Regions from separate parts of the Homo sapiens genome. Here region 2 is linked to region 1. Evidence: read pairs that join two places in POLR2A ChIA-PET (ENCODE). Cell type or tissue: OCI-LY7. All regions are shown on one strand. Each heading gives the region's core, and the rest is flanking DNA. Links, peaks and the distances in the headings are about the cores only. Region 1 overlaps LPP (LIM domain containing preferred translocation partner in lipoma). Region 2 overlaps LPP (LIM domain containing preferred translocation partner in lipoma).

Region 1 (15,985 bases), core at 6,557-10,556:
CTCCTGACTGTAAACTCATTTATTTTATCATTTGAAAAAAAATTCATAAAAATTTATATATCTAAGTACTTTGCTTTAAAAGCAAACTTTTTGGAAATGCTATTTTTAAATGGCCTCCAAATCCACATTTTGAAACACACACACTAATAAAATCCCAGTTTCATATCCAAGACCTTATTTAAACTTTCCATCAACCATAAGAAAAATTTCCCAATTGAACACTGAAGAAACTGAGGAACGGAGAAGTTAGACACTCATCCAATATCTCTAGGCTAGTAAGTGGTAAAGCCAGGATTTGAACACAGGCGTTCAAAATCAAGTTTCATGACACAGGCTTTATTAATTTATAATTACAACTATAATATGGACAGTTCTTCCTCTAGAGGTGGAAATATACCTTTAAAACTCCTGCTATTTTCATATTTCATGGAGCTTTGGGATAAAAACAAAGCCTACATTTCAAACTATTTTTTTAAAAGTTCACATTAACAGCAAGTAAATCTTTCCTGAATTCTACCTTGCTATTATATTCTTAAGTGAAATAAAAAGCTCAGAACCCTGGCACTAAGCAGACATCTACTGGTATGTGGGAAACAAACCTGAAAAGGGTTAACAATTAACTAGCTGATATCAGACCAATTCAAAAACAATTCGAATGGCCGGGCTCATGATCAAACAAATCATGGGAACCCCAGTATGGGCTATGGAAACCACTCTGGCACAACTGTTAGTTAACAGAATGTCACATGTTCTGCATTCAGGGGCGCACCAAAGAGAGGTTTGCTAACACCTTCTGTCTTGGATAACACAGTGTGTGGACCTAGCAGGTGTAGGTGCTGAGTTGGACATGCCTAGGGGTGTCGAAGAGCCTCAATGGGGGACACACTGGAACACAAAAGACAGAATGAAAAGTGTAGAAAAGCACGAGTACATGCAACGTCCTTTTGAGGGTCTAAAAGTTCTCTGCAGATGATGTGACTTCTAAACGATGCCTGAACACCCAAGAGGATTTCCACGGATGAGGAGGAGAAAAATAGGCTCAGGGAACACAATGTGCAAAGGCCTTGAGAAGGATGAGTTCAGGGTGTTCTCAGAGAAAGTGACTAATCTGGTGAGGCCAGTGACAGAGGATGCAGAGGAATGTGGTGGGACACACGCCTGGAAAGGGATGTGGCAGCCAGAGCCTGGAAGACCTTGTATCTCATGTTCTAAAGCACTTGGATCTTAAGCCATAGGTGTTGCGTTTCGGGAAGTGACACAATAGAAAGTTAAATGGTAGCCCTATCCCTTTAAGAAATGAATCCCTTTCCATGGTCAGTTTCCAAGCATAGCAAGGGTAGGGGAGCTACCTATGAAGGGATCTTCTCCCTGTGGCCCCACTCACAGAGAAGTCGGGGGGCAGGTGGCTTTCAGAGTTGCTCTTAACCCATACCTTCAGTGACCCTTTCCTCTAGGTCTGAAACTCTCACCAACATAACAGACCCACTGGAAGGCCCAGGAAAGAAACAAAGTTTCACGTTCCAAGCAGGACTACCACTCTGCCTTCAGTGAACTGCCAGTCCCACCCAACTCCTTGAATCAGAAGAAGCTGGTCTGGAGACAGGCTCCATCCAGCCTTTCTGCTGTCTCTTAAGCAGGAGCCAGAGGCCTACCCAGCTTGTACTCTATGTGCCTGAAGCTCAACATCACAGAGCTCACAGAGTTCTCAGCCAGGCCTGAAACCTCGTGACATGAGATTAGTAATGAGCCTGTGCTGATGTCACCACTTAGGTTGTATGGAATCCTCCTTTCCCTTAAAGGAAACTTTGTAGCAGTATCCATATGTCAAGGCCTTCAAAGATGCAATGCCCTCCCTGCCCTTGAAGAGCTCCCAGTCTAGAAGGAGAGATAAGACATCAAGTAAGGGAGGACAAGTGCCACAGAAGAAGCACAGGTAACAATGCAAATTTTCATACCACACGGTGACATGACATGAGGTGATGTCATAAAAAAAAGTCATGACAACAAAGGAAAGGAAAATTGTTGACGATTCCAGATTTACGTGACCTCACCGGGAGAATCAGACCATTTTTATACTACTCCTGTCAACATGGTGGGTTTCAGGGGGAGCACCTATTGTATCACACCCATCTGGCAGATGGGAAAACTCAGGCTCAAGCAAGTTAACTGACAGTGAGGAAGTATCACAGCCGGGATTCAAATCCATATCCCATGCTCATATGCAGCATACATTTGTACTCTATTGCCTCACAGCTAACTGTGGTTGAGTTAGCAGAACAGAGAACACAGAGATCACTTCTAATGGATGGGAGAGCAGGTGGTGATCAAGGATTATTCCCTTCCCAAGATGGCGTCTGTGCAGAAGTTTACAGGAGGATTGGGAGTTCTATGAATGAAGATTGGAGAGGTTATCTCAGGCTAAAGGAAAGGCATGTGCTAAGGCATGAAGGTGAGAAAGTGCAAGATATATCTGGGGGTTGGTAGGAAATGTGTTTGATTTAAAGATATGTAAGCAGGAGCATCAAGGACCCACATGGACCCACAGTGGACCGATGTTGGTGTCCATTTATGACAGGTCCTGGATACCAGGGGCAGGAGTTTTTACTTAATACTGTTAAGTACTAGAAAAGTAATAAATGTTTCACAGCAAAACTGTGGCATGGTTTCAGCTTTACTTGGGATTCTGTGCTCTAACAGTAGGGCTATGCAAATAGCCTTTCAGCACCTGAGCCAGGGTCAGGAATAATGCGCCCTTGGGTCCTTTCAGGTCAATATACAGAAAGACATTGTTCCCTGGCTATGACTTCAGAGGTAAGAAAATCTACACCTATTTCATAGAGCCTGACCATCATCTTAAGAGCCTCCGTGACTCATTAAATATTAAATTCCGGGCCCCGGCTAGAGCACAGGTACCCTCAATTGGTAAACACAGCATGGGGAACAGGATAGAGTCAAAGAATAAAAGGAACTGTGCTTGACCCTTGGATTCTACACTTATTAACTATGGAATTTTGAGCAACTTACTTCCTTTTATCAAGGGTGCAGTTTCTTCATTTGTAAAATGGAAACGATAATATGTATACAGCTAGGTTCTTGTGAGAACAATCAAGTTGTGAGATTAAATATGAGGACGTGTGATTCCTACACGCAGGCTAACATGTTTAGAATAAATCCCCCCCACCCCGCCCCTAAAAGCCACCATGTTGAAAGGGTAGTATAAAAACTGCCCCATCTTCCTGGTAAAGTGATCTAAATCTGGATTTGTCAACAATTTTTTCTTTCTCTGTTGAAAATTGAGCTGTATTCCCCAGGCAAGTCATTACATCTTTTTGTGCCAAATTGTTTTCATCTTTTAAATGACCCAGTAATCCCACTTTGGGCAATATACATAAGGGAATAATCCAAAAGGAAAAAAGAAGGCAATTTGTTCAAAGATGTTATTCATAGTGCTATTTCTGGCTCTTTATATATCCCCCTATTATAGCACTTATCTCACTGTGCTGTAATTATCCACTCCCCTTCCATACGCCTCCAAATTATCTTTGAATCAATCCCCAGCACCTAGCACAATGCCTGGCATACAGTAAGAACTCAATAAATGTTTGTCAACTCAATGAATAGGTAATATAAAAGAAATTTTAGAAGAAACTTGAATGAGCAATAACAAAACACTGTTTTTAAGAGATTATGCTAATTATTTGAAAACCTGGTAACTACAGACTGCAAGAGGGGCGCATGAGAAAGCCTCAGAAATGAGTTTTAGATGACTTAGTGTATGATTTCTGAGCATCTCTGGGCTTAGGCTGATTATAGTATAAGATTGCCAGGGGATACACAGGAGGATGAGGTCACAAGCTAAGTTGCTTTGGCCTGGTGGCTAGAGGATGGGGCTTGGTCAGAATTTTGGATTCTCTACCTGATTCAGCCACTACCTAACTTCTCCAAGACCTGAAAAATGAAGTATCTGCAGGAAAGCCCAGCCTGTTAAAAGGAATTACAGGGAACTGCCAAAGGGCAGCAACTGTGAATTCAAATGTAAATGAAAAAAGAGGGCTGGTAGGTGCCCTTGGACCGCAGTCCAGTCCTCAAGACAAGGAGAGGCTTTCAAACCCCAGCTCTTCTGGGCTCCCACTGAGCCTTCCAGACCCATCTCACATGGAGATTGAAGATTCCTTACCAGGGAGTTTACAGGAGACAGAAATCTCTGCATGAACAGACAACACCATGAAAAAACAACATGTTAAATACAGCCCATAAAGTCAGCATCACTCTGAACGTTCCTCATTCTTGGTGGGAAAGAATGTTTTACAAAAATACCCAGGGAGAGCAAAGGAAGCTGCACGTTCTGCAGGGCTTATTTTGGGGCGTTCCAACAGCTCTCAGCTGGGAAGCCAAAGGCAGGAAGCCACCATCCTCTGTGCACTGGCCCAAAGCTCAAGGTTAGAAACTAAATGGGAGAGGGGTGAGAAACAGATACTCTTTGGTCTTGGAACGCCAGCTGCTTATCTGGGCAACCCCCTAGGGCACCTATTTTCATTTCCCTCTGAGTATCCCAGATTCCTGCCCATTTAGCTCAGCATTTCTCTGAAGGAAATCACACTTGAGATCCTATAGACGATCACTCCCAAACATGCCCCAAACTTACCTCTCCTGCCCAACTTCTATGCCCTAGTCAAAGTTACCACCACATCACACCTGAATTACGGTAAAAGTCTAGCCTAACCTTCTTGCTTCTACCCTTGACTCCCTTTTACTATCAGGTTCCCTCCACAGCAGCTGGAAAGATGCCTGTAACACATAACCCATCACATCTGGACTCAGGTCTAAGAAGCTCAGGTCTCTCACTTACCACCACCTGCTAGACCCTATTCTTTTCTCCTGCTTCTTCCCCTGCAGCCCACATCCTGCCAGCACATCAGTCTCCTTCTGTTCCTCAAACACAAACTCCTTCCCACTTCACAGCCTTGACCTTTGCATTGACCGTCTCCACTGCCTGCAGTGCTCTTCCCCCAACTTCTACAAGGTGGCCTCCTTGTCACTCAGATCTCAGCTTAAACATAACCTCCCAGAGTCCTTCCCCACTCACTCACAGTCAGAATGCCCTTTGTGACTCCTCCCTTGGGTTACTTATCAGTCCCTCTTGTTTAAGTGTTCCTTTATCTGCCTCCTTCACACACCTGCAGCAGCGTGTAAGCACCAAGAGATCGTTGTTGTGTGTGTCTTACTCTTTGCTCTAAATCGAGTACTGGGATAATGCCCAGAACAGTGCAAGGCACCTAAGTGGAAACTCAATAAAGATTTAATAAAATTAGATGAATACATGCCACGGATGGAAGAAGCCTGACAGATTGTATAAAAGGATAGTAGCCCTGCACTGTGGCTAACATCCTGGGCTTTGGAGTCAAATACACATTGGTCACTAATGCCTTTGCCCAAGAGCTATAGCGGTTTGGACAAGCTTTCTCACTTCTTTAGGCCTTAATTTTCTCAAAAGTAAAATGGGGATAATAGCACCTGCCTTGTGGGAGTGTTGGGAGAGTTAGAGACAGGATGCTTAGTGTAAAACTCAGCACAGCCTAAATGTTCACTGTCATCAACAGTAACCTCCTCTTTCAGGTGAGAAAAGTGAGACTCAGAAAGGGGCAGGGCATTGCCCAGATGAAACATTGCATTATGAGCAGAGTTAGGTGGGGTGTGGTGGCTCATGCCTGTAATCCCATCACTTTGGGAGGCTGAAGCAGGCAGATCACCTGAGGTCAGGAGTTGAAAACCAGCCTGGTCAACATGGTGAAACCCCGTCTCTACTAAAAATACAAAAATTAGTGGGGTGTAGTGGCAAGTGCCTGTAGTCCTAGCTACTCGGGAGGCTGAGGCAGGAGAATGGCTTGAACCCATGAAGCAGAGGTTGCAGTGAGCCAAGATCACGCCCTGCACTCCAGTCTAGGCAAGAGAGTGAGACTCCATCAAAAAAAAAAAAAAAAAAGGAAGAAGAAGAAGACGAGCAGAGTCAAGTCAGAAAAATCATGGCCAGTTTTGGCCTACTATTCCACAGACTTAATAATTACTAAAATATTAGATATCATGCCACATATCTATATATTCTGCCTTGTTCCAGAAATGATCTGAGGTACCTGACAAAAGATGCTAATAGTTCATGATTTAAGTGAGAAAGTGGGTAAGGAGAGGAGAAAATAAAGCAAAGAAAGGAGAAAGGGATACAAAAAATAAGAGCTGGATGTCTCATACCATTTGCTAGAGGTGAGCTTTAAATTTAGCTATGGGCTTCCTAGAGCCCAATACAAAAGAAAGGAAGCATAGCTGCGTACAGCCCTTTGGAACACTTGCTTTATTGAAATGCCATAGCAAGGTGTAAGGAGGTGTCACCATCCAGTTGAGAAGCACCCTGATTTGTCACACTCTTGCCAATTAGAATCCAATATCTGCTTACTCCTGATCACATGCCATTCTTAGGTAAAATTAGTCTCCACTACTGACTATGTGACTTTGGGCCACTTACTTAATTAACCCTTTGAAGTCTCTGGTTGCTGTTCTTCTATAACATGGAGGTTAAAAAATAGTACCTAAATGGATAGACAAAATGTGGTATATTCATTACCACAGAATATAATTCACCCTTAAAAAGGAGAAATTCTGACCCATGCTACAACATGGATGAACCTTAAGGACACTACGCTTAGTGAAATAAGCCAGTCACAAAAAGACAAATACGGTATGATTCCACTTAGATACAGAACCTAGAGTAGTCACATTCATAGAGAAAGAAAGTAGAATGGAGGATGCCAGGGGCTGGAGGAGAGGAAAATGGGTAGCTGTTGCTTATAGGTACAAAGTTTCAGATTGCAAGATGAAAGAGGCCTGGAGACTGATTACACAGCAATATGAATGTATTTAACACTGCTGAACTGTACTCTTTTTTTTTTTTCTTTTTCTGAGACAGGGTCTCGATCTGTCATCCAGGTTAAAGTGCAGTGGGGCAATCTTGGCTCACTGCAACCTCCACTCCCTGGATTCAAGCAATCCTCCCATCCCCACCTTCTGAGTAGCTGGGACCACAGGTGCATGCAACCAGGCCCAGCTAATGTTTGTATTTTTAGTAGAGGTGGGGATTCATCACGTTGGCCAAGCTGGACTTGAATTCCTGGGCTCAAGTGATCTGCCCACCTCGGCCTCTCAAAGTGCTGGGATTACAGGCGTGAGCCACCATGCCCAGGCTTGAACTGTACTCTTAAAAACCATCAAGATGGCAAATTTTATATGTATTACACCAAAATTAAAAATAATATTTTAAAAAATAGTTCCTACTCAAAGGCAGCTATAGTGCCACAATAATTTAGGTAAAGTGTTTAGCCCTGTGCTTGGCACCCATTAAGCAACCAATGCTTGTCAGCTGTCCTTATTCAGAGTATTAGTATTCATACTGGTATTATTTACTCCAACCTCTTACTGTCCCTGTCCCTCAGCACCACAGAAAAACACCCCAGGCTTTCCTTCTTCAAGGCTCTCTCCTCCTGTCTCATGAACAGGGCTTACAGTCACCACCCAGCCTCAGCTGGTCACAGAAGGAGACAGATTGTGTACAGGTTCCTGGGAGTCCTGTGCAACTTCCCTCCTCCCACTTGCTTCAAAGCAGATTAGAGAGTCGCTTCCCCTCTCTTTAAAACTGGCCAGAACAAACATAGGTCTCAGAGCACTTCCTCTGCTCTATTACATCTGCCACCTAATGCCACTGGTAATAAAATGCTTCCCCAAAACATATTTCTACCATCTTCCCTGCACTGGAAAATAAGGCCCTCAAGTTGATCCGAGGCCAGGTGCAGCAGCTCATGCCTGTAATCCCAGCACTTTGGGAGGCCAAGGCAGGCAGATCACCTGAGGTCAGGAGTTTGAGACCAGCCTGGCCAACGTGGTGAAACCCTGTCTCTACTAAAAATACAAAAATTAGCCAGGCCTAGTGGTGCATGCCTGTAATCCCAGTTACTCAGGAGGCTGAGGCAGGAGAATCGCTTGAACCCAGGAGGCGGAGGTTGCAGTGAGCCGAGATCGCGCCATTGCACTCCAGCCAGCCTGGGCGATAGAGCAAGACTCTGTCTAAAAAAGAAAGAAAGAAAAAAAAAAAAGTTGATCTGAAACTGAGCTGACTACAAAGAGTTACTCCTGATGGCTGTGAAACATCTGAGGTGACGTAATAGGTCGGTGTCTTCTGGGTCTCTATCCTGCTTTGGTAGGCTTAAAAAGTGTGTGTGTGTGTGTGTGTGTGTGTGTGTGTGTGTGTGTTTAAAATCTAATCAGAATCAGGACTCACCTTTGAATGGGCATAATATTCCAGAATTCTTACAGCTTCAAGAATAGTGGTAGAGGCTCAGATGGGAAGCCTTGCTGAATTTCTCTCAGGGAAAATTGCATAATTTTCACTTCCATGGATAGAAAGGAAGTTCCACACTATTCATTCTGCCTTTTGGACAAGTGATCATCCCCTTTCGTGAAAGAGAAAGATATAGGGAGCAAAGGAGAGCAGAAGGTTGCATTCATACGACATTCACATGAACAAAAGAAGGGAAAGGTAAGTAAAAATCAAAGAACAAAAAGAAAAGAAAAGAGCCTCATACAAAAACAACAAATCTAGGCATCTGAGCCCATATATCCTAACGGGAAGAGGTCTGAACTAGAAGTAGGTTCTAGTCCTCAATTTCCCACCAACTAGATTAGTAAGTGTGGACAGTTCTAACATCTCCCAATTTCCTCATCTCGCAATAGAGGGGGCAGCTTAAGTCTAGGGGAAGGAGAACGAACTGAGAGAGAAGATCTGGGTTCTAATCCCACATAATGAGCCATCTGTCTTCAGGGCCTGGGTCTCTGCTGCCCATTATCTCACACTGTGAAATTAGACAGATGTGCTGAAAACTCTGCAGGACTCTTCCAACTCTGACAACTCATCAAATCTACACAGTGACCTGCACACAAGGTATTCCAGACCGTGGATGCTGTGCAAATGCTACACATCAACATTTTGCATACTCTTAAATCCCACCATAACTGTTTTCAAGCTAAAACTACCCCTCCCTACATGTCCACAGACATCCCGACATCCCTTCCAGCTTGTTGCTTTAGCCTTAATCATCAGACAACAGCACTCCCAAATTGTCTTTCTACCCAACTCAAGTTAGGCCTCAGATGAGAGGAAATACCTACTTTTTAAAAAATATACAAATATAATTTTTCTTCAGGCCGATCTTGTCTTGAAATCCCACTGTAAGAAGTACTCCCCTGGGAAAGCAGCTGTCCACACCCCCAAATAAAAGTGACCAGCACTCCCAGCAACGTGTCCCATCACCATGCAAGTGAGCCAGCCCACAGGCTGTAAGCCCCAGGTCTGTGAGCAGAAATGGCAGTAATGATGTACTCACACGATGTCCAGCCCCCACAGGCAGCTGGCCCTCCACTAGCCCTCACTCCCTCTTGCAGGCCCTCAGTCCACTACGGGACACAGCAAGGCGGTGGTCTCGAAGCCTGAAGGGAACAGAACTGAGACATTCTCGCCTCAGCTTCCAGAACAAGGGACAGAGGAATGAAGGGGGAAGGGTGGGGGCAGGGTGGGGGGACGACTTTGTTTCTGGAAACAAGAATTCAAATCCTGCTTCTCCTAAACCCTGAGTCACCTCCCTCTCTTCCAATAGATCAGCCTGGTGGGTAAACATTTCCAAATATGGAGAAGCAGGCTGGAGGATGTCAGAAAAATCACCCTTCTCTCTTCTCTGGCACTTGAAGAACATGCCCCACTTTAACAAAGAATTCCTTACTCGGAGTAAATTATTAACCGCTAAAGAAGTGGATTCTCAACCCTTCCATACACTGTCCTATTCCAGGAAAAAACCTCCTCCACCCCAAACAAGGAAGTGACTGGTCTGAAAGGCTTTAAGCTCATCTTAAGAATGAGACCATCCAGAATGCAACTAAATTTATGAAATAAATCATTAATTTGGTGGAGGGGAGATATTTTGGGAGATGCACCTGAAAAGGTCACAAGAATTTAAGCTATGGTTCCTATGATGGCAGGTGAGTCTCAAAACAACTCCTCTCGGCCGGGCACAGTGGCTCACACCTGTAATCCCAGCACTTTGGGAGACCAAGGCGGGAGGATCACCTGAGGTCAGGAGTTCAAGACCAGCCTGGCCAACATGGTGAAAACTGGTCTCTACTAAAAATACAAAAATTAGCCAGGCATGGTGGTGTGTGCCTGTAATCCCAGCTACTTGGGAGGCTGAGGCAGGAGTATCACTTGAACCCGGGAGGCGGAGGTTGCAGTGAGCCATGACTGTGCCATTGCACTCCAGCCTGGGCAATAAGAGTGAAACTCCATGTCAGCCTGGGCAATAAGAGTGAAACTTCTTCTCAAAAAAAAAAAAAGAAAAAGAACAGCCCCAAGTCTCTCACGCCCAAGCCCAGAGTCTCTTGGTCTGGGAGTCCTCCTGAGAATGTAATTTGGCATGAGTCCTTCATGGGCACAGACACCGGGCTGGAAGACTCAGAATAAAACCAGACTCTCAAGAGAACACTGTTGTCAGGAAAAGTGGGGGTGAATTGCTCAGTTTAACTTGTAACATGGATTCCAACCCTAAGGTTCTGTGATGACTAAGTTGGAGCAGTGAAGCCAATCAGGAATGAATCTGATCTAAAATGACTCCAGACTGAATTAAAGGAGGAGAAAGAGAGATCAGACACTAGGGGAAATGGTGTGTCGGGATATAGGAGGTGCTCCGAGATGGGAATCCAAGTACCACATCTTGGCTTCCCGGTGGTTCTGTTTCTTAGTGATCTCGTTCTACTGTTGGTTGTAAAGGCTTTCTGGAGGTCAGATGAGTCCTTTTTCAAAATCGTCACCCATTTCCTGGCTTTGGACTGCACCAAGAGGTTGCTTGTTCTCACCCCCAGGAAGTCTTCAAGCTATAAACAGCTCTGATCAGGGCATGAAGGACCCAAGCCCCAAACCCCAAGCCCAAATCAGTCAGTCGTTAAGATTTTAGACGAGTCAGTGCTCCTTGTGTAGCTTACATATTTTTCATTTACAAATTAGGCAGATATCTAGAAATGGTCCAATCATGTGTCCTAAAAGCAGCTTCTACTTGGTCTATCCAAAGGGTCATTACACATTCATTTTGATTATTTGTTTTATACTTAACAAGCATGCCGTAAGCAAACATTTATTATTTATTGTACATTTAATGAAGGAACACAAATATAAGTTACTATTAAAATAGGTAAGGAAACAGAATCAGAGGGCCTTCCACTGCATGCCAGAACCAGAATTCAGGACAGAGATCTCGCCATTGCAACCCTCCTCAGCGGGTGGGCGTGGGACGTCAAAATTAGGTCTGGAGAGCAAAAAGGGGTGGTCTTCATTCTGTCAGGAGCTCAGAGTCCCTTCCTGCATCCCAACAGGAGCATTCCAGCAAAGAAAGGAGATTATTCCATGGAAAAGAGCTTCTGGGAATGGTCTTAAGCTTTAAAAACCAAAGACCAAGGGGAGAGCCACAGAGATCAATATGAAAACCAGAATGAAATATTTTAAACGTACCCTCCATCTTGCAAACATTTGGAGATCAGTTTCCACATCCACATAGAGAGAGACCCTTCAGTTCCTTCAATATATGTGTGCCTCTCATCCTCCTAGCTCTGTGATCTCAAAATTAGAAGTGGCCATAAAGGCCATTAAGCCCAGTGCCTGCCCCATTGGTATTCCTGAGGTCTCCAGTGAAGCAAAGATCATTATCTCCTGCCACTGCAAATTCCATCTTTCCATCAGAAAGTTCTTCCTTACACGGAACTGAAATCTGGTTCCTCCCCGGCCTTCCATCCCTTGCTTCACGTTCTGCCTCTCAGGACCATATTTCAACCTATGTCTGTCTCACTGGTTTGGAATTTTTGTAGGTGAGTATGTACACTCGTTCCCTCAGTATCCATGGGGAATTGGTTCCAGGACCCCTGAGATACCGAAATCCAGAGATGCTCAAGTCTTTTATATAAAATGAGGTAGTATCTCCTGTATACTTTAAAGCATCTCTAGATTACTTATAATACCTGAGAATGCAAATGCTATGTGAACAGTTGTTATATTATATTGGTTTTTTTATTTGTATTTTTTTATGGTTGGATTTTTTTTTTTTTTAATATTTTCGAGCCTTGGTTGGTTGAATCCATGGATGCAGAAACCATGGATACAGAGGGCTGACTGTATATAGAAACAAAGCTATCCAAGACCTCATCCCACAGTCACTCTGGTTGTTCTCCTGACCACATCACACTGCTGACTTCTAATGCATTTTTTGCCAACTTGAAATCCATTCTTTTTGGATTTTTCCAGTGTGTTACTGCTAAGCAGTCCATTCAGCATATATACTGCTGGCCTTGTGGACTCACAAGTCATACCCTACTAAACACCCATCAGATGGACTTGTCTACTTTATTGAGAAACAACAGAAGATAGACCTGCAAGTCCAGCTGTTCATCTACCTCCACCCCACAGCCCAAGCCACATTCCCACCCTTTGTGGATGAAGCTCAGGGATGCAGATCCCATTCCAAGATCCCCACTCCTGTTCTCAGATCCTGCCAGACCTAAAACTGTCTCCAGGACACAAGGCTATTCCAAGCAACATTAAGAGAGAGCTCTGTAGGAAAAGAGGGTCTTGTCAACACAATTCTCAGAATAAGAAAGCAGCCAGCAGACAGGGCAGCAGGGTCAATTTGCTAATCACGGGGCTGGGAGCTTGTGATCCCTGACAACACCATTCTGAACCTGTGTCTTTCTAAAAAGAGAGAAAAAATGTTATTTTCTTTCACAGTTCTGATGGCACTGTTCGCCGTCAAGGCCCATGTAGTAAGTACAATGATGCCTCCCATTATTAGTGTGTTCTACCTTTTATTAAATGATTTCCCAGTCTCATTGAATCCCTTCCAACAACTATCCCAGGAGGTAGTATTATACCCAATTTAGTGATAGGAAGACTGAGGTTCAGAGAGGTTAAGTATATTCCCAAGGTCACACCAGCAATAAGGAGCAAAAGAAACACTGGTTTAGGAGACTCCAGTTCCAATTCTGTAGACTCCCTTTCCAATTCTGCTACATACTAACTGTTTTAACTCTGGCTAACTTTATTCTGAACCTCAGTTTCTACACCTGAAAATTGGAGATTAAAATAGGCGCTCTGCTTATATCTCAGAGCAGTTATAAGGATCATATGAGATAATGAGAGTGAAAGCCCTATGGAAAAGGGTAAGGCATTATAAAAGTGTAAGGGATTATTGTGTGATTACTTACAAATGACTGTGCATTCCATTACAAATACAAAAAGCAGTGAGGTCATTCGCAAGACAAAGAAACATTAAGTCTCTGGGAATTAAAGGAAAATGATTTGATGTTCTACGGGGTTATGTCTATATGCTGCTCACTCTTGCAGTTCAAAGCTCAGCAGCAGCTGTCAGATTTTCAAACTCCAAGTCACATATGTCTACAGGAAGGCTCAAGACAAAATCTCCCTTTTCAGCTAAAAGCAAATGCTGGGCCAAAAGGAGGTAATAGAGATGGACGTTTCAAAGACCCCCTGAGATTCTCAGTTCCGGAAACGTGGCCTGCGATGTTTTCCTTGGAGAAGCTGTTAGAAACACAGGCTCCAGTCTCTCTGAAATAAGCCCGTGGGGAAATAAACATACAGTAAGGAGCTATTTTCCAGAGAGCACTGAGGATGCTCCCAAGCATGAATTAATCAAGGGCACAAGGTATTTCAAGCTGCAGATACCAAAAAGCTAGTAATCTCCAACCCACTAAACCTCCCAGCCCGGCTCACAGAAGCTTACCCTGGAATTCTAGCATCCCTAGCAGTGGGCAGCAGGCTGAGCCAGCAGATGAGGCTCATTTACATACCAGGTCTTGCTGAAGATCACCTGGGGGCCGCAGGGGACCCAAGGAGCTCTGAGAGCAAGCTGGTCTGGCTTCCTTCAGGCCTTTCCCAACATGCCACTTGTCAGGATTCTCTTCAATTCCTGAAAAGAGCCAAGTCATCTCTGTCATTTGTAGAGGGGCCGGATCTTCGCCAGAAATCCATTCCCAAGGCTGACAAGCACAGAGCCCAGTGAGGTCTGTTTTCTGGTTTGCATTTTATCATTTGCTTCCTGTGCTGATCATTTGAGAAAGACACTAAAGTAATTTATTGCATAGATGTGTGAGCATCTACTATGTGTGCGTGCTTGAATCCCCAGGGATGTTACAGCAAAGAGCTGTGAGATACAAACAACTTCAAGGAGCTCACAAATCCAGTTCAAGACAGAGACTGACTGCAATTGAAGGACAAGATGTTGTAAACTCTATGAGTTCTGCAGAATCCCTCCCAATGGGTGGGTTAGACTTTTGGGCTAGGAATTAAAAGAGGATGGAGCAGGGGGGCACAGATGAAGGAACAAAGGGCATTCCGACAGAAGGAAATATTTAAGCCAGACACAGTGGCATATGTCTATGGTCCCAGCTACTCAGGAGGCCAAGGCAGTATTACTTGAGCCCAGGAGTTCAAGACCAGCCTGGGAAACATAGTGAGATTCCCATCTTTAAAAAAAAAAAAAAAAAAGAAGAAAAAGAAAAGAAAGATTTGAACCCCAGCAATGACTGAGAAGATATGACAAAGACCAGCAAGTTAAAATCAAGCTTAGAAAATGTGGGTGGAGCACGGTGGCTCACACCTGTAATCCCAGCACTTTGGGAGGCCGAGGCAGGCGGATCACCTGAGGTCAGGAGTTCAAGACCAGCATGGCCAACCTGGTGAAACCCCATCTCTACTAAAAATACAAAAACTAAACAGGCGTGGTGGTGTGTGCCTGTAATCCCAGCTATTCAGGGGGCTGAGGCAGGAGAATGGCTCGAACCCGGCAGGAAGAGGTTGCAGTCAGCTAAGATTATGCCACTGCACTCAAGCCTGGACAACAGGGCAAGAGTCCACCTCAAGAAAAAAAAAAAAAAGAAAAGAAAAAAAAAAAAAAGAAAATGTGTAGGTCACTAGTGAGAGAAGTGGGCAGATGGATAGAAATAAACAGAAGTTAACTCAGAAAGGTAGATTGAAGCCAGTTTGTTGTAGCCTGAGGCAATTGAATTCTATGTCTAAAAGCAGAGTGAAAAATAAATAAATAATAAAAGCAGAGTGTTCCTTTACTTCGAGATGCAAAGCTCTGATTATACCATTGATGAGTTTAAGAAAATAGGCTCTTTTGACTCCTCGCTGCCAAATCATAACAACGATAACAATGAAAATTTAATGAGTGTTTACTCTGTGCTAGGTATTATACTAAGCAGGTTACATACATTATCTCATTTAACCCCAGCAATGACCCTGTGAACTAGGCACTCTCACTCCCATATTACAAATGAGAAAACAAAAGCTTAAAGGAAAAGTCAGATGCTCAAATCTCAGAAATAGTAAGTGCAACAGTCCAAAACTAACTGCTTCACATAGCAAACTCAACCCCTTGCAATTCTAGACTGTACTCCCCAGTTCTGGTCTTCTTTCTCATCGCCCAGATTCTCCCCGTCTCATTTCTAAGAGATGAAATCCTCTCCACATAACTAGCATGCATAACAATCTTGTATAACAAAAATAACTGTCTCTGAAATAGTTGACAAAAGTTTATATTTGTTTCTGTCTCTCCATTAGATCCTTGGGATCAGGAACCTTGCCTTTCTTGTGAGCCGGTGTACACAGTGAACACTCAAGAGTTATATATACTTAGTCAGACAATGTCTGTGAAGGTTGGACCAGGAAGGTAACACAATACTAGCTATAATTTCAAACCTTTTTAGCACAGATATTGTACCAATCTCAGCAAGGTTCCCAGAGTCCAAAGGGGAGACACAACCAGGTTGCAAAATGCAGGTCAAAGACCTTGTGGCTCGGGACATCCTGAAGGTCCTGCAGCTACTCTGTGGT
Region 2 (15,985 bases), core at 5,737-9,736, 230 kb before region 1:
TTTCCCCCAATAATCTTTATACGTAGTACAGGGTTTCTAATATGGTGTCAATAAACGCCAAATGAGGTCAGGCCCATTGGCTCACGCCTGTAATCGCAGTGGTTGGGGAGGCGAAAGCAAAGAATCATTTGAGCCCAGTGCCAACATGGACAACATAGCAAGATCCCATCTCTACAAAAAATAGAAAATTAGCCAGGTGTGGTGGGGCACACCAATAGTCCCAGCTACTCGAGAAGCTGTGACAGGAGGATTGTTTAAGATCAGGAGTTTGAGCGTGCAGTAAGCTATGACTGCACTAGTGCACTCAAGCCTGGGTGACAGCAAAATCCTGTCTCTAAAATAAACAAATAAAAAAATTTTTTTTTAAATGCCAAGTGAATGAATGAGCCATGAACAAAAATAGATTTACCGTTTTACAACCACATTTGACAATTACAGTTCTCTTTGTTCCCTAAGTAAAAAGACCCTCTGCAAAATTCTGAAAAAAACCAATATTCTCTTTATAGGGTAAGTACTGAGAGCTGGTTTTACCATATCTAGAATAGGTTACAGTCATTTTTTGCCCAAAAATATTCACCAACATTGCCCTTCTGATTCTGTAATCAGTATATTATGATAGAGTTCATTTTAAAATCAAGTACCCATACCTACTGTTTTCAATCACAGTCTCTGTCTCGCAGAGAGCAAGTGACTGATAAAATAGCACTGACTCAAATGTCACACATGATATCAATTACTTTGCCAATCAAGGAAATTAAGGATATGACTACACTTCTTCTGAGTGTGTTTTATTCACTCCAAACATTAATTAAACCCTATTATCAGGGATGTGTAAAACCTCGGCTTCAGCTTAAAAATAAATCACTTTCTCCTGGGTGTGCGCATATTCTATTTACATGAACCTTTTAATAATCTTTTTGGGAATAGAAGGCAGTGAATCTGGTCAGTACCTTCTCTTTTTTTAATCCTTGTTGGTGCTTTTTATGTGAGCACTTTGCTAGTCCCCAAATATTACTATTAATAATAGCCTTAAGACTTCATCAGGCTCTCAGCTAAAAATTTTTTCTCTGTAAACTGTCCAGAAACCATGCAACTTGACAAAATAGCACCTGTGTTATCTATTAAACTATCTCCCACTCTAATTGGCCCTAGAGCTATGATTCTATTCTAGCTCAGATCTTGCAAAGACAAACATAAAAGCACATATTAACAATGTATGTCATCTCACTTGTATAAAGGATGCTTCTCCAAATGCTCACTACACTAAGTTGGCTTTCGAATAACATTGTGAACACCTTCTAAAACTTTAGATAAGCAGGTAACTTGATGTGGTTTATTCTAGTCATGGCTTTGTGTCCCCACCCAAATCACATCTTGAATTATACTCCAATAATTCCCACGTGTTGTGGGAGGGATGCCGTGGGAGATCATGTGAATCATGGAGATGGTCCCCCCATACTGTTCTCATGGTAGTGAATAAGTTTCATGAGATCTGATGGGTTTATCAGGGGTTCCCGCTTTTGCTTCCTCCTCATTTTCTCTTGCTTCCGCCATGTAAGATGTGCCTTTCACCTCCCACCATGATTCTGAAGCCTCCCCCAGCCATGTGGAATTGTAAGTCCAATTAACCCTCTTCTTCTTCCCAGTCTCGGGTATGTCTTTATCAGCAGCGTGAAAATGAACTAATACATAGCTCATCCTTGCATAGAATGCATAAAACTGGAGTTGTTTTCCAATAATACAAATTACAATTTTACATCTGAATTCTTCCCAAGCAGGAAAGATTTAGCATTCAGTTTATCTCAAATCGTAAATTTAAAGTCTACAACAGAAAAATCCTTAAAAATATTTAAATCCTAAAACCTATAGAAATGAGATATGTTGGTTTTCCATGGATGAAAGTTACTGAGGAATATCATAGACCACACTTCTCAAATACCATCAACTGAGAAAGCCAGTAGTTTCAGGCTTATATTGTTAGCTCTTGCTTACCTACAGCATTGCACGGCAGTTACAAGCATAGGCTGTGATGCCACACTGCCTAAGCTGGTGTCCTGCCTGTCACCTGCTAGCTGCCTAACCTTGGACAAGTTACATAATCTTTCCATACCTCACTTCCTCATATGTAAAGTGGGAATAGTAACTGTACCTGCCTTGCAGAAATTTTATGACAGCCAAATTAAATAAATGCAAAATATGTCACACAGTGCCTAGGATATGCTAAGTATTCAAAAACATTACACCTTATTCAAGCACCCTGCCTTCAATCATACTACATAAGATAGACATATATGGAATGAGAAGAATGTAATAGGATAAAAAGAGTATGGCATTTTAGGTTAAAATGTGAGTTAGAATCTCCACAGTTCTACATGCTATATTTGTGGCCCAGAGCTGTTTAAACGAAGTCCCATCTCCTTATCTGTAGAATGCTAAGAAGCCTAACAGAAGTACCCACAAAATTAACAGGAACTCAGAGGAAATCAAAATAACTTTCAGCTAAAGAATCAGGGGAGACTTAATAGGGAAGGTACTATTTTGATAAATACTATAGAATAGATTTGTGGAAGTAGAAATATTTAAAATGTATTCTGGACTGAGAGAACCATTCAAGCAAAGACACAGAGGAAGGAAAGCATGGTGTGTTTTCAGAGAATTAGCACATGTTCTAACCTGGCCAGCAAAGAGATTGTAAAGGGAAGCAACTGGCGCTGAGGTGAGACAAGCAGATCCCGTCGGAAGGAGATCAGCATTTCCTGGCCGGATTGGGACTTATTCCCCCAGGCATTGTGAACACATTCAAGATTGTTATTGTCCATGGATAGGATCCGGTCGGTATCATACAAGGAGCTGAGCACAAGGTGAAGAGTGTTTAGAAACCCCAGGTCTACACTCCAGCCTGGGTGATCGGAGTGAGACCCTGTCTCAAACAAACAAAAAAGCCCAGTCCTACAGATAAAGGCGTCCTAGAGATAAAGGCTTCCAGAGTCCATTAAGCATCTAGCCTGTGAAAAGCCAAGGAATCAAGGGGGCACGATGCCAGGGTTGGCAAAGATGGGGAAGTAGATTCATACCTGTATGAATCCGGAACCTAAGGAAGGAAGAAAGAAAGAGTCAAAGAGAAATGACGTGACCAGGAAGTATCATAAACATTCAAGAGGAAGAGCAAGAGATAAAACCAAAGAACCCGAGAGAGGTTGGTCCACCTAAGAAGGCATCTCAAACAACCAGCTACAATCTGCTTTCTTCACACCAGTAAGAACCATGGTCATGTATGGCCATGTGGGCTGACAACTTAAGAGGTGAATCTAAAGCTTAAAATAAAGAAAGAAACAGCATCAGGGGCAAAATAGTACGAGAAAGAGATATAAAAGATTTAAAGAGGGAATACAATATGACAAAACAGAGATTCTTCACAGGATACAGAATAACTCCATCGAAACAAGACAAGGAGAAACCAGGTTGTAGTCTCAGTCCCAGGATGTGAACTACTTGCTTTATATGAGATGGCCACTTCATGCCTCAAAAATTAGGCAGAAGCCAGTAAACAAGCATCCTGTCAACACCAGTCATTCTTCTCTCAAGACTTTAAGGTTAGGGGGCAGAAGTACTGAACGGAAAGCATTAAGTTCTAAAGGTCTGGAAGTCAGGAGTGGAGGAAATTTTCCCAAGTCCTTTCTTATTTGTCATTTTTCCTTTTCGATACACGTCACTTAAATGAGAAGAAGAGGACTCTATCATCCCTCAACAACAACAATAATAAATTCTTAAGGAATTGTGAAGCATCTTAGCTGACAATATCGAATGAGCAAACAATAGCCTGACTTGTCATGCAGCAAGTGAGGCCTTTCTGGGGAGAAAGGAAACAAGAGGAGGTGGGGGCCAGTCAGCCGCACAACATGCTCAGAGCCCACACGCTATCAGTTTTTAAAGCACTTCTTCACAGACTATCTGCCCTTGAACAACACATAATATAATGCTCAGCTAGTGAAAGAGAAGGATACGGAGGGATATTCATTGATAACAGTGAGGAAACTTAATTAATGTTAACGACACATTTCTTGATGGGAAGACTTAAAAATTTTATCCTTAGTTCTACTGGCCCCTCTTGAAGAGGGTGTCAAACAAACTGTAGCACCTTCAGAGAAAGGCAAACAGAAGGTTAAAAGAATCTGAAACCAGATTGTTAAGTACGGCTGTTTCTCTCTGAAAACACACAAAAAAACAAACCAAGGGAGATGAGTGTACAATAGGGCGAGCCCCTTACCTATTTTTTCGGCCTCATCTCAAACATCTCCTAGTGTTCTGTCTTGTTCACTGTCATATTCTAGAGCATAGTAAGCACTCCATAAAAATATGTTGAATAAATGAATAAAAGTCCTCAAAACAACTCTGGTTTCACTATCCCTCGAGGATGCCACATTCCCTCTTGCCTGTGGATCTCTGCACACATTATTCTCTCTGTCTGAATATTCCTCCTACTGCTTTACCTTATCCTCTAAATTTTCTGTCTTATAGCATCCCCAAAAGACACCTGCATCAAGTAAGCACACACAGATCATCTACCCCGTTATATACCAGAGCTCTTCTCCTTTCCCTTTGTAGCACTCATGATAGTTTGTAATTAAATGTTTGCTTGAGTATTTTGATTAATGCCTGTCCCCTTGACCACACTAAAGGTTCCAGAGAAACCACAGGACATGTCTATTTTGTTCACAATTTTGTTCCCAAGTACCTAGAAAAGTTTCTACAATGCAATTGCCATACAATAAATATTGAAAAATGTGAAGGAATGAAAGAAGGGCCCTGAAGTAACATCAGTAAAATGGCCTTCCTTGACAACACCACATTTTCAAGAGATTTTTTTCCCACTCAGAAACCCTGCTGAATAGCCAGTATGCCTCTCTATGACCACAGTCCCAGAGATAGCCATGACCAGAAACAGACACTTAACACTTATGAAACAAATCACTTTTCTTCCCAGTAATTTTGAGAGACTGAATCTGTTTACTATGTATGGAAAAGAAGCAGAAACCAGGAGGTACTAGTAGTTCCATACCCATCATATTAGCAAAAAATATAAAGTCATGCAATACCCCGTGCTGGTGATGGCATGAAGAAAACAAGAATCCTAATGCTTTACTGGGGGAAAGTAACCCTAGTGAAGCCTTTATGTTTAAAAAAAAACAAAAACAAAAAACAAAAAACACAGAGCCTAGTGAAACTCAATATTAAAATGCACTATGATCAAGCACCCTCCCCACAGCCACAAATCCTGAGCTAACTTCTGCCAATCATTAAGAACACATATACAAAATGCTCACGACAGTACATTTGTGGCAGCCAAGAGTTGGAGGTATATGACTACCTCACTTTGAGGTGTATCACTAACGAAATCAATCAGTGAAATACAATGGATGCACACTCTGGAAGACTCTACAGTATTACAAGTAGTAAACCTCCTAAAGGAGCTGCAATGTAAATAGATTTTTTTTTTTTTTTTGAGACAGAGTCTCACTTTGTCACCCAAGCTGGAGTGCAGTGGCGTGATCTCGGCTCACTGCAACCTCTGCTTCCCAGGTTCAAGCAATTCTCCTGCCTCAGCCTCCCAAGTAGCTGGGATTACAGGCGCTTGCCACCATGCCCAGCTAATTTTTGTATTTTTAGTAGAGAAGGAGTTTCACCATGTTGGTCAGGCTGGTCTCGAACTCATGACCTCAGATGATCCACCTGCCTCGGCCTCCCAAAGTGCTAGGATTACAGGCGTGAGCCACCGCACCAGGCCTGTAAATCGATTTTTGAAAGATTATGCTGATCATATAGATAAATGTGAATTAACATAATTATTTAAACTGATGAGCAATAGTACAGCAATAGTTCCTAATCTATGGGCAGGGTATATATTGGAGATACTGCAAAGGTCCTGACAATTCTATGCCTGCTCACTGAGCATTATTCATGTATGTGATTAAATATATTTCACACATATTTGTATCATTTGTAAAAGTATGTAATTGTTTTCTCATCTGTAGAAAAAACTAATACCAATGTCTCAGCGCTAATCAAATTTACAAATCTAACTCACACGAATAATATGTGACATTAAATATTTACACGTTATCTATGTATTATAATTCATAATACAGGTTGGGCGTGGTGGCTCACACCTGTAATCCCAGCATTTTGGGAGTCCGAGGTGGGCGGATCACGAGGTCAGGAGCTGAAGACCAGCCTGACCAACATGGTAAAACCCTGTCTCTACTAAAAATACAAAAATTAGCCAGGCGTGGTGGTGCACGCCTGTAATCCCAGCTACTCAGGAGGCTGAGGCAGAAGAATTGCTTGAACCTGGGAGGCAGAGGTTGCAGTGAGCTGAGATTGTGCCACTGCACTCCAGCCTGGGTGACAGAACGAGACTCTGTCTCAAAATAATAATAATAATAATAGCAATATAAATGTTACTTATTTTTGAGGGGGGAAGACTATGCTGAGCAACAACAGTAGTAAAAAGAGTAAGAAATAAGATCAGATCGATAGCACAGAACCATGATCTAAAGGCACAAGGACAAAGTAGCGAAGAGTGAGATGTACAGTCAGATTGCCTGATTTTAAATCTTGCCTCAGCTACTGACTCACCAGGTATGTGAGCTTAGAAAGTTACTTTCTTTGTGTCTCAGTTTTCTAATCTATAAAACACACTAGATAACAGTCCCTGTCTCATGGAGTTTGTTGTGAGATTATTATAGTTATTACATTTAAAGGACTTGAAAGAGAGCCTAGCATATGGGAAGTGGCTGATAAATGTTAGGCATGATTATTGTGGAAATGAAAACAATAGTATATATTTCTAAAAATTCATGCATTTATAAGTGCTATTCCAAGCCCGTTAGGCTTCTGTGAGGTGGAAGGGAGAATGGAAGAAGGAGAAAGGATGAGGAAAAGAAAAGAAAGAAAAAGAAAGTCAATCAAAAACAAGAGAGAGCCTCTTCAAGGACTATTAATAAGAATTGACCATGCTTGGGGTCTTATATTTAACTCAGCCCAGTGGATCTGGTATACATAAGGGAGAAAGAGCAGAAATATTCATGGAATCATGTCAACAGACGTGCAGTAAAGTAAAAGTTTCAAAACTCCTGGTTCCAAGGACCTCAGAGCTATTGTTGTTGCTTCCAACGTCTTTTGGATTTCCTACCACACAATAAACCAACCTTGACTAGTGTGTCACTTTCTATTTTTTGCTATCTTAGTATAATCTCTGACTACGAAAGGCCCTCAAGTAGAAAAAAGTATCAGAGTTGCTCCATGTTGCTGCAGAAGGCAAAAGATTTAAGAAGGTAGAATACAGTTTAAAAAGACACATTTCTGATTCTAATTCTAAACCAGGTAAATTCCAAGGTTTTTCAGAAAAGCACGTTTCAACAACTCACTAAGATTTTTATGAACATAAAAAGCCTCAGACACACTAAGAAATAGTGCAAAATGCATTTTCTTTACAAATGTTGTTTGGGAGAGGACTACCATTTGCCATATACACAGGCTTACTTGGTTCCTCTCAGTTATAGCACAGGCCACACAAATTTCCAGAGGTGAGATTAGTCCACAGTCTCCTACCCAAGTCCCACTGAACGTCCTAGGCAAAACTGACAGAGATCGTCTTTCTGATTGGTCCCCATATTTAGCCCCACCTTGGTTGCTACAGTAAATGTTAGATAAACTTACCACACTTCAGAATAAATTAACATTTATTTAGATAGATATTTAGATAAAGATATCTAAATATAGATCTTTATCTAAATATAGATATCTAAATATAGATATCTTTATCTAAATATAGATATCTTTATCTAAATATAGATATCTCAATATAGATAGATATTATTATCTATTATGTGTTAGCTTTTGCACGAGTCATCTCAGGTAACCTTCCTAAAAACCCAGGGAAATGAGAATATTATCTCCATTACAAAGACGGGGTGAAGGAAAACTCAAAAGGGAGTTTGTCCACGTTCCCAAACCTCCTAAATGCAAAATCATAACTTGAACCCAAGACGTCTGCCAACAAGTACAATTGTTTTACAACATAACACAAATAGTCCTAATGAACATCCCAAATTTTGAATTACAGAGCCCTAAAGATCCAAATCCTATGACCCTCTTTTTACAATCCAATATAGACCCTGTTATAAAAATTATCTTTATATTTTGAGTTGATAGCTTACAAATTCAACCCACTGATAATGTTGAATAGTTTGAAAACAACCTCCAATCTACTCTTCTATGTGGTTGAGGCTTGGGAATCCACTCTGGCCCCCCAGTACAACAGTAGATAATTTGACACAATCAAATGAGAGTAAATGGTAGTAAACAAAATAGAAATAGCACTGATGGTAAATGAGGAGGCATATGTTCTTGTCCCTACTCTATGGCCATACTGCTATAGAATCCCGGAGAGTCACCTTTTTTTTTTCTTCTAAGATGGAGTCTTGCTGTGTCGCCCAGGCTGGAGTGCAATGGCGCGATCTCGGCTCACTGCAACCTCCACTTCCCGGGTTTTAAGTGATTCTCCTGCATCAGCCTCTGGAGTAGCTGGGATTACATGCCACCATGACAGGTTAATTTTTTTTTTTTTTTTTTTTTTTTGAGGCAGTCTCACTCTGTCGCCCAGGCTGGACTGCTATGGTGTAATCTCTGCTCACTGCAACCTCTGCCTCCTGGATTCAAGTAATTCTCCTGCCTCAGCTTCTTGAGTAGTTGGGATTACAGGCACCTGCCACCATGCCTGACTAATTTTTGTATTTTTAGTAGAGACGGGGTTTCACCATGTTGGGCAGGCTGGTCTCGATCTCCTGACCTCATGATCCTCCCACCTCGGCCTCCCAAAGTGCTGGGATTACAGGCGTGAGCCACCACGCCCAGCCAAGAGTCACTTTTGCTTTGGACCTTATATATGCCCTGTAAAATCAAGTGATTCTCAACCCTGGTTTCACAAAATCATGTGGGAAATTTCTATAAACTACTGATGTGCAGACCCACTGCAAAACAATGAAATCAGAGTCTCTCAAGTTGAAGCCCTGGCATTTGTGTTTTATAAAACTCCCTCCAGGTAAAGCCAGAATTGATTGCATAGATGATCTCTGAGGTTTTTCTCAAGGCTTTCTAAGGTTCTGTATCCAAAGGAATCAGAGTTAGACCACACAGGCCACAAATCACATGTCAGACTTTTTGAAGCCCATACACTTCAAAAAACCTCCTTAATTAAGCCAACTGCTAAAGGAGAGACACCATCTCGTCTCTCACTCGTCCTGTGGTCACCAGCACCTGCTCTTGAGAAAGCAACTACAAAAATGAGAAAAACAGAAGTTCTATAATAGAATCCACATTTCTAGAAAGCTTACAAATGAGGCTTAGAGCTAAAAAGGACATGGAGAAAAGGCAAAAGAAAGCCATGAAAACAATCACGGTCCAATCATTCCCTGGGCAACTCACTCCATTGCCATGTTGAAAACATAGATGTTAGAAACCAAAGGGTTTTTTGAAGAAAGCAGGAGCTGAGTGGGAACTTGGAGAACAACAATGAAAGCAATGCCACAAAGAGAAGCTGACAAGCTCTGGAAGCAGCAAAACATTTTCATCAGTCCGTGAAAAATTAAGGAAATTTGGGGAAATGAGTTTAGAAAAGGAGATTGTTTACAAACAAATAAAAACAAAGAAAAATAAAAACCCACAGAAGCCTTTTGATGGCAATGTAAAACCAGTTACTTCAGAAACTAAAGACAGAGAAGTTAAATGACATACACAGTAACCAACAGGTTACAATGACACTTTTAAAAAGAAAAGGCTGAGATAATCTATGGTCAATTTCATGATGTTTTGACCTTGAGGGCCTGACTGGCACGGCGTCTGGAGAGTGGCAGAAAGAGACACATTTCAGAAAAACTGAAAGTCAAACACCACCTGCTACTTTCACTAGTTCTTCTAGGCCGTGTGAGATTGGAGTGGCAAAATGAAGCTGGGCTCTCATGCTCACTTAAAATGATGGACAACACCAGTGTGTTTATTAAAGAGAGCTGTTTCTAGTCATTTAAGTGGTGTCCCACAAGCCGTAATCAACCAAGCATTGTGGACAAGACTCTCCTGAAATTATTATGCATAGAACACATGTGGCAAGACCGCTGCCTTCAAGCAGACTATGAGAAGGCTCTTACTGAAAAAGAAAAACAGTGGGTGCAAAACTGGCAGAAAACTTCCCCTCCCTGTTAAATGGCATACGGAAGAAACAAATAAAATAATTTATTCTAAGAAGAGAGACCTTAAAAATGATAAAACTGATAGGAAACCATTACATCTATCCTGTATCACAAAAAATGGCCAGGAATTCTTTATCTCATTACCTTGCTGCATATGTTGGAGATGTGTGTGTCTCTGTGTGCCTGTGACTTTCACAGCTTGAGCTATTATATATTTATTTGTTTATAATCTATCAGGAGAGCAAATACTTTGGTCATTGCTTATTCCTGGTCCTAAAACAGTGCCTGGCACATCATGAGTTCCAAACATTGCCTGAATAAATGAATGAATGAATCAATGTCTTTTTTACTTTTTTTTTTTAAATTATACTTTAAGTTCTGGGATACATGTGCAGAACGTGCAGGTTTGTTACATAGGTATACATATGCCACGGTGGTTTGCTGCATCCGTCAACCTGTCATCTACATTAGGTATTTCTCCTAATGCTATCCCTCCCTAGTCTCCCACTGCCCAACAGGCCCCGGTGTGTGATGTTACCCTCCCTGTGTCCATGTGTTCTCATTCTTCAACTCCCAATTATGAGTGAGAACATACGGTGTTTGGTTTTCTGTTCCTGTGTCAGTTTGCTGAGAATGATGGTTTCCAGCTTCATCCATGTCCCTGCAAAGGACATGAACTCATCCTTTTTTATGGCTGCATAGTATTCCATGGTGCATATGTGCCACATTTTCTTTATCCAGTCTACCATTGATGGGCATTTGGGTTGGTTCCAATTCTTTGCTATTGTGAACAGTGCCACAATAAACATATGTGTGTGCATGTGTCTTTATAGTGGAATGATTTATAATCGTTTGGGTATACATCCAGTAATGGGATTGTTGGGTCAAATGGTATTTCTGGTTGTAGATCCTTGAGGAATGACCAGACTGTCTTCTACAATGGTTGAACTAATTTACACTCCCACCAACAGTGTAAAAGCATTCTTATTTCTCCACATCCTCTCCAGCATCTGTTGTTTCCTGACATTTTAATGATCACCACTTTAACTGGCGTGAGATGGTATCTCATTGTGGTTTTGATTTGCATTGCTCTAATGACCAGTGATAGTGAGGTTTTTTTTCCATATTTTGGTTGGCCACATAAATGTCTTCTTCTGAGAAGTGCCTGTTCATATCCTTTGCCCACTTTTTGATGGAGTTGTTTGTTTTTTTCTTGTACATTTGTTTAAGTTCTTTGTAGATTCTGGATATTAGCCCTTTCTCAGATGGACAGATTGCAAAAATTTTCTCCCATTCTGTAGGCTGCCTGTTCACTCTGATGATAGTTTCTTTTGCTGTGTAGAAGCTCTTTAGTTTAATTAGATCCCATTTGTCAATTTTGGCTTTTGTTGGCATTGCTTTTGGTGTTTTAGTCATGAAGTCTTTGCCCATGCCTATGTCCTAAATGGTATTGCCTAGGTTTTCTTCTAGGGTCATTTTTATTTTCTATAATAAATTCATGCTTATATATTTTCTTTCACAAAATCCTAAGAACAATCTAGTTCAAGTATAACAAATGTATTTTCCTATTTAATATGCAATCAACGAGTCGGGCATAACTTTTTCTTTCAAGTTCAAGATTTAAAGGCATTGCTAAAGGTATAAGACTTTTTGGTTTATACTTATAATTTCTCAAAATTTACTTTTATACATACCTCTTATCCTCTTAACATATACATGCAATGATACAAACCCTTACAGCCCTATATTATTTGTATTATTAGAAAAAGAATACAGCTCCACCATATCAATGCTGTGTAGAACAAAAATACATCATCCTTGTAGTTTAAAGTATTGAAATTATTTAGTTATTCCCTTCCCAAGAAGTGAAAAATATCTGAATTGTAAAGAGAAAATTTCCAGGTTGGAACATTTTAATGAAGAGAGGAAAAACACAGCTTCTGAGCAGGTTTGAGGAAGAGTCAAAGATGTATTTGAAAATTATGCACTATATTTGCAAAGTGAAGCATGTCCACTAAAAGTACATTCTTTATACACATGCTAACAAAATTAAGGGCACACCATCCTTTATTGAATGAGAGCCTGTTAGAAGAGCTAGTGTGTACCATTTCCTTTTGTTCCCTGGAGGAAAGCTAAGGGATGAAAAATACTTTGTTAATGAATAATATTAAGCTGCAAATTCAAAATTTTAAGCCACTGAGATTGATAAATTAAGGTTCTGATGGCAACCCAATTCTTTCCTGTCAGGCACATGGTATAGCTATAACTGGAACACTTGTTTCCATCTTAAGGAATGGGGAGGATTGATACAACACGAGATTCAGCATTGCTAATTAGGAAACATCAGCAAAAGTCGTTTGGAAGCTGCTGGAGTCAAAACCACAAAGAAAAGGACATGAAACTCATCCCACCATTTTCTCCTTAGCCCAGAAAGTGAGATCATAACAGTCCTTCATGTTTGTTAAGTACCTACAACTTACGATACGCTTCTATACAATATGTCATTTGAAGGAGAAATAAATGCAGGCCAATACTTTCCATCTCTATTGGATAAATGGAGAAACTGAGGTTCAATAGCGTAAGATAACCCTGCCAGGCCACAGAGCCTTCACGTGATGAAGGCAGGCCTCAAAACCAAGCCAATACCTTTTCACTCTAGAATATGGCATCAGACTGAAGCTATGCAGCCAAGAACTTGCTTCCGCCCTTTCTTTTCAATTGCATTATTTTCAATGGCAAGCAGGAATTGTCATTTTTGTTGTTGTAGATTGTGGTCAATGAACACTTAATAGAGCCCCAGTCTGAAAACAGTTTCTTCTCTTTTTTGCAAGTATTATGTGTACCTTTGTGTACAGGTGTTGGTAATAAAAGCATAGAAGACAAAGTTCAAGTAATGAAAATCAAGTTCTGAGAGAAAAGATCACAATGATCCCTTCATCAACCTGTCCACATGTCTCTGTCTTGCCTTTGAAAACAGAAAAAAAATTTGTGTGTCTCAGAATGCTTTTTATCATCTCCAAAATGGTTTTACAAATAGACACACAAACTCTTTCAACGTGCTCTTAAACAGAAAGACTCCTGGACTCAATCAGCACTCCTCTGGGTAACTCACGTATCTGCTCTTCTTCTTCTTCACAGAGCCAGCTGACATTCTCAAGACGAAACCCCTCAATCTGACATGTAACTGTAAAATCACTGGGCCCGAGGAGTGACTGTAATTAAGGGCTTACGTTGAAAATGTATAAACAGAGCTTGATTCTTAAGTTTCGAAAATTCTTCACAGTGATGGTGTGAACTAAATCCACAGCCACATAATAATCAAAACAGAAAAGCAAAAGAAAGCCACTTCAGGAAATACCACGGTCACACCTCAGTTGGCTTCATGCTACAGATTATAGAAAATATGTTGCTGCCCGGGCCACCAATCTGTTGGTTCACATTACTACGTGAGCAATGTAAGTGTTTGCAAGAAGCCATCCACTATCTAAATATCAGATATAGATGCTCCAAAGCAGCTACGTCAGTGATGAGAACAGAGAAAATACGTAGCAACATTTCATTAAGTTGAATTCTAATACTTAAAAGGCTCCTTTTAGTACTGACATTCTGGATTTTAAAAGTTATGTTGACCGCATGTTCTCACTCACAAGTGGGAGTTGAACAATGAGAACACACGGACACGGGGAAGGGAACATCACACACCAGGGCCTCTTGGGGTGTGTGGGGCTGGGGGAGGGATAGCGTTAGGAGAAATACCTAACGTAAATGACGAGTTGATGGGTGCAGCAAACCAACATGGCACATGTATACCTATGTAACAAACCTGCACGTTGTGCACATGTACCCTAGAACTTAAAGTATAATAATAAAAATAAATAAATAAAAGTTGTGTTGAATTCACTTATTCATTTTTTCATTCATTCATTCAATAGTTATTGCTAAGCACCTAGTGCCCACCAGCCATTAGGCTAGACCCCTAAGATACAATGATGCCCCTGTAGAGTGTACAGCTGAGTCTGTGAGGAAGTTATATGTTCTTTTACACACATACGCAATTAGAAACTGTAATGAGTATTGCGGCCGGGCGCGGTGGCTCACGCCTGTAATCCCAGCACTTGGGAGGCCGAGGTGGGCGGATCATGAGGTCAGGAGATGGAGACCATCCTGGCTAACACGGTGAAACCCCGTCTCTACTAAAAATACAAAAACAAAATTAGCCGGGCGTGGTGGCGGGCGCCTGTAGTACCAACTACTCAGGAGGCTGAGGTGGGAGAATGGCGTGAACCTGGGAGGCAGAGCTTGCAGTGAGCCGAGATCACACCACTGCACTCCAGCCTGGGCGACAGAGCGAGACTCCATCTCAAAAAAAAAAAAAAAAAAAAAAAAAAAAAGAAAAGAAAAGAAAAAAAGAAACTGTAATGAGTATTGCAATGGAAAACTTTAGGGGGATTTGAGAACATCCCTTCAACTCTGACACTGTACCTTCCAGGGACTAGTAATCAGAAAATAGAGGCAACTGTGAAGAAACTACGAATTGGGGTCTGAAGGCCTCTAAATGATGACAAATGCACATCCACTGCAGTTTTATTTTTATTTAAAACGTAAGCAACACTACAAAAGAATACATAAACATTCAACTTTAACCAATCCCTGCTTGCAAATTATCTTCTAATATATTCTGATAAACACATACGCACGCATACACACAGCATGGTGAAGATTACTGTTGTAGGACTTTGAGAATCTGGAATCAGTCCTTGATCTAGAACACACTAGTTGTTGAGATAAAACTGCCCCATCTTTATAAAATGGAGCTCATCATCTCTGCAGTGTCAACCACAAAGGGTTGATATGTAAGAATTCAATGATAGCATAGTATAAATACATTTTGAAAAGTGAATATTTTTTATAAACAAAAAGAAATCAATCCATATATCTGATGTATACAGGCACGCACACACACACACACACACATATTAAGGGAGAGAGAGTACACTGCATCAATCCATATATCTGATGTATACAGGCGCACACACACACACACACACACATATTAAGGGAGAGAGAGTACACTGGATTTCTCATTATCATACAATTTTCTTTTTAATCCCAGCAATTTTGCAGTTGCTCTGTTGCCTTTCTTTATGCAAAGTTTTCTATGCCAGCAGAAGATGGGAGAAGGAGGTAAAGATATGTAAAGGTCATTCTGCCTGACTCCTCCATTCACAGTCAGAATAAACAAAGGACTGGAATCAAACCCCAAAGGTCAAACTGCACCACTGTGTGATGATACTAATTAAGATAACCTATGGTAAAATTGGTACCAGCAGTAAGTTTCAGGAAAAATCTTGTGACTTTAATGTGACCATGAATTGACATCTAAGGGAAAGAGTAGCATAATTTTTACTTAATGTTTTGTCAGCAAGCATGCAAGAATGTCAGATGTAAATAACCGAAGCAGCATATTTACATCTGGTTTCCTATATTTAAAAAGCTGATGTGAAATCCTAGACTGCATGTCTCTTCTCTATCAATCATGAAGGACTACAAAAAAATCCTAGAAGGAAATGCTACTGCTTTGTAAGATCATTTATTAATGATAACATTCAGTAAGTGCTTACTAAGTGCTAGTCACTACTAAAAAAAAACTTTAAATATAATACTTAACCTTGACAACAACCTAGGAAGTAGAAATGGTTATTATTCTCTTTTTTACGAAAGAGGACACTGAAAATCAG

The links. Peaks named below come from ENCODE experiments on the same cell type or tissue, not always from the same donor. Only the 100,000 strongest peaks of a DNase experiment are listed, where the experiment ranks them.
Region 2: POLR2A ChIA-PET joins it to region 1 with 10 read pairs; 1 of 35 experiments calls an interaction of 5 or more read pairs at or near these places.

Annotation. Positions count from the first base shown.
Region 1 is chr3:188,206,272-188,222,256 of GRCh38, reverse strand. All of the region lies in intron 1 of LPP (LIM domain containing preferred translocation partner in lipoma), which reads right to left. Among named protein-coding and RNA genes, the nearest start is that of FLJ42393, 36 kb to the right of the region's middle. RefSeq lists an enhancer at 8,115-8,264. In OCI-LY7, for the core only: no CTCF peak of the experiment used is centred there; DNase peaks (open chromatin) are centred at 7,676 and 8,196; H3K4me3 peaks cover 2,068 bases; H3K27ac peaks cover 2,904 bases.
Region 2 is chr3:188,440,263-188,456,247 of GRCh38, reverse strand. All of the region lies in intron 4 of LPP (LIM domain containing preferred translocation partner in lipoma), which reads right to left. Among named protein-coding and RNA genes, the nearest start is that of LPP-AS1, 120 kb to the left of the region's middle. In OCI-LY7, for the core only: no CTCF peak of the experiment used is centred there; a DNase peak (open chromatin) is centred at 9,297; H3K4me3 peaks cover 1,157 bases; H3K27ac peaks cover 1,027 bases.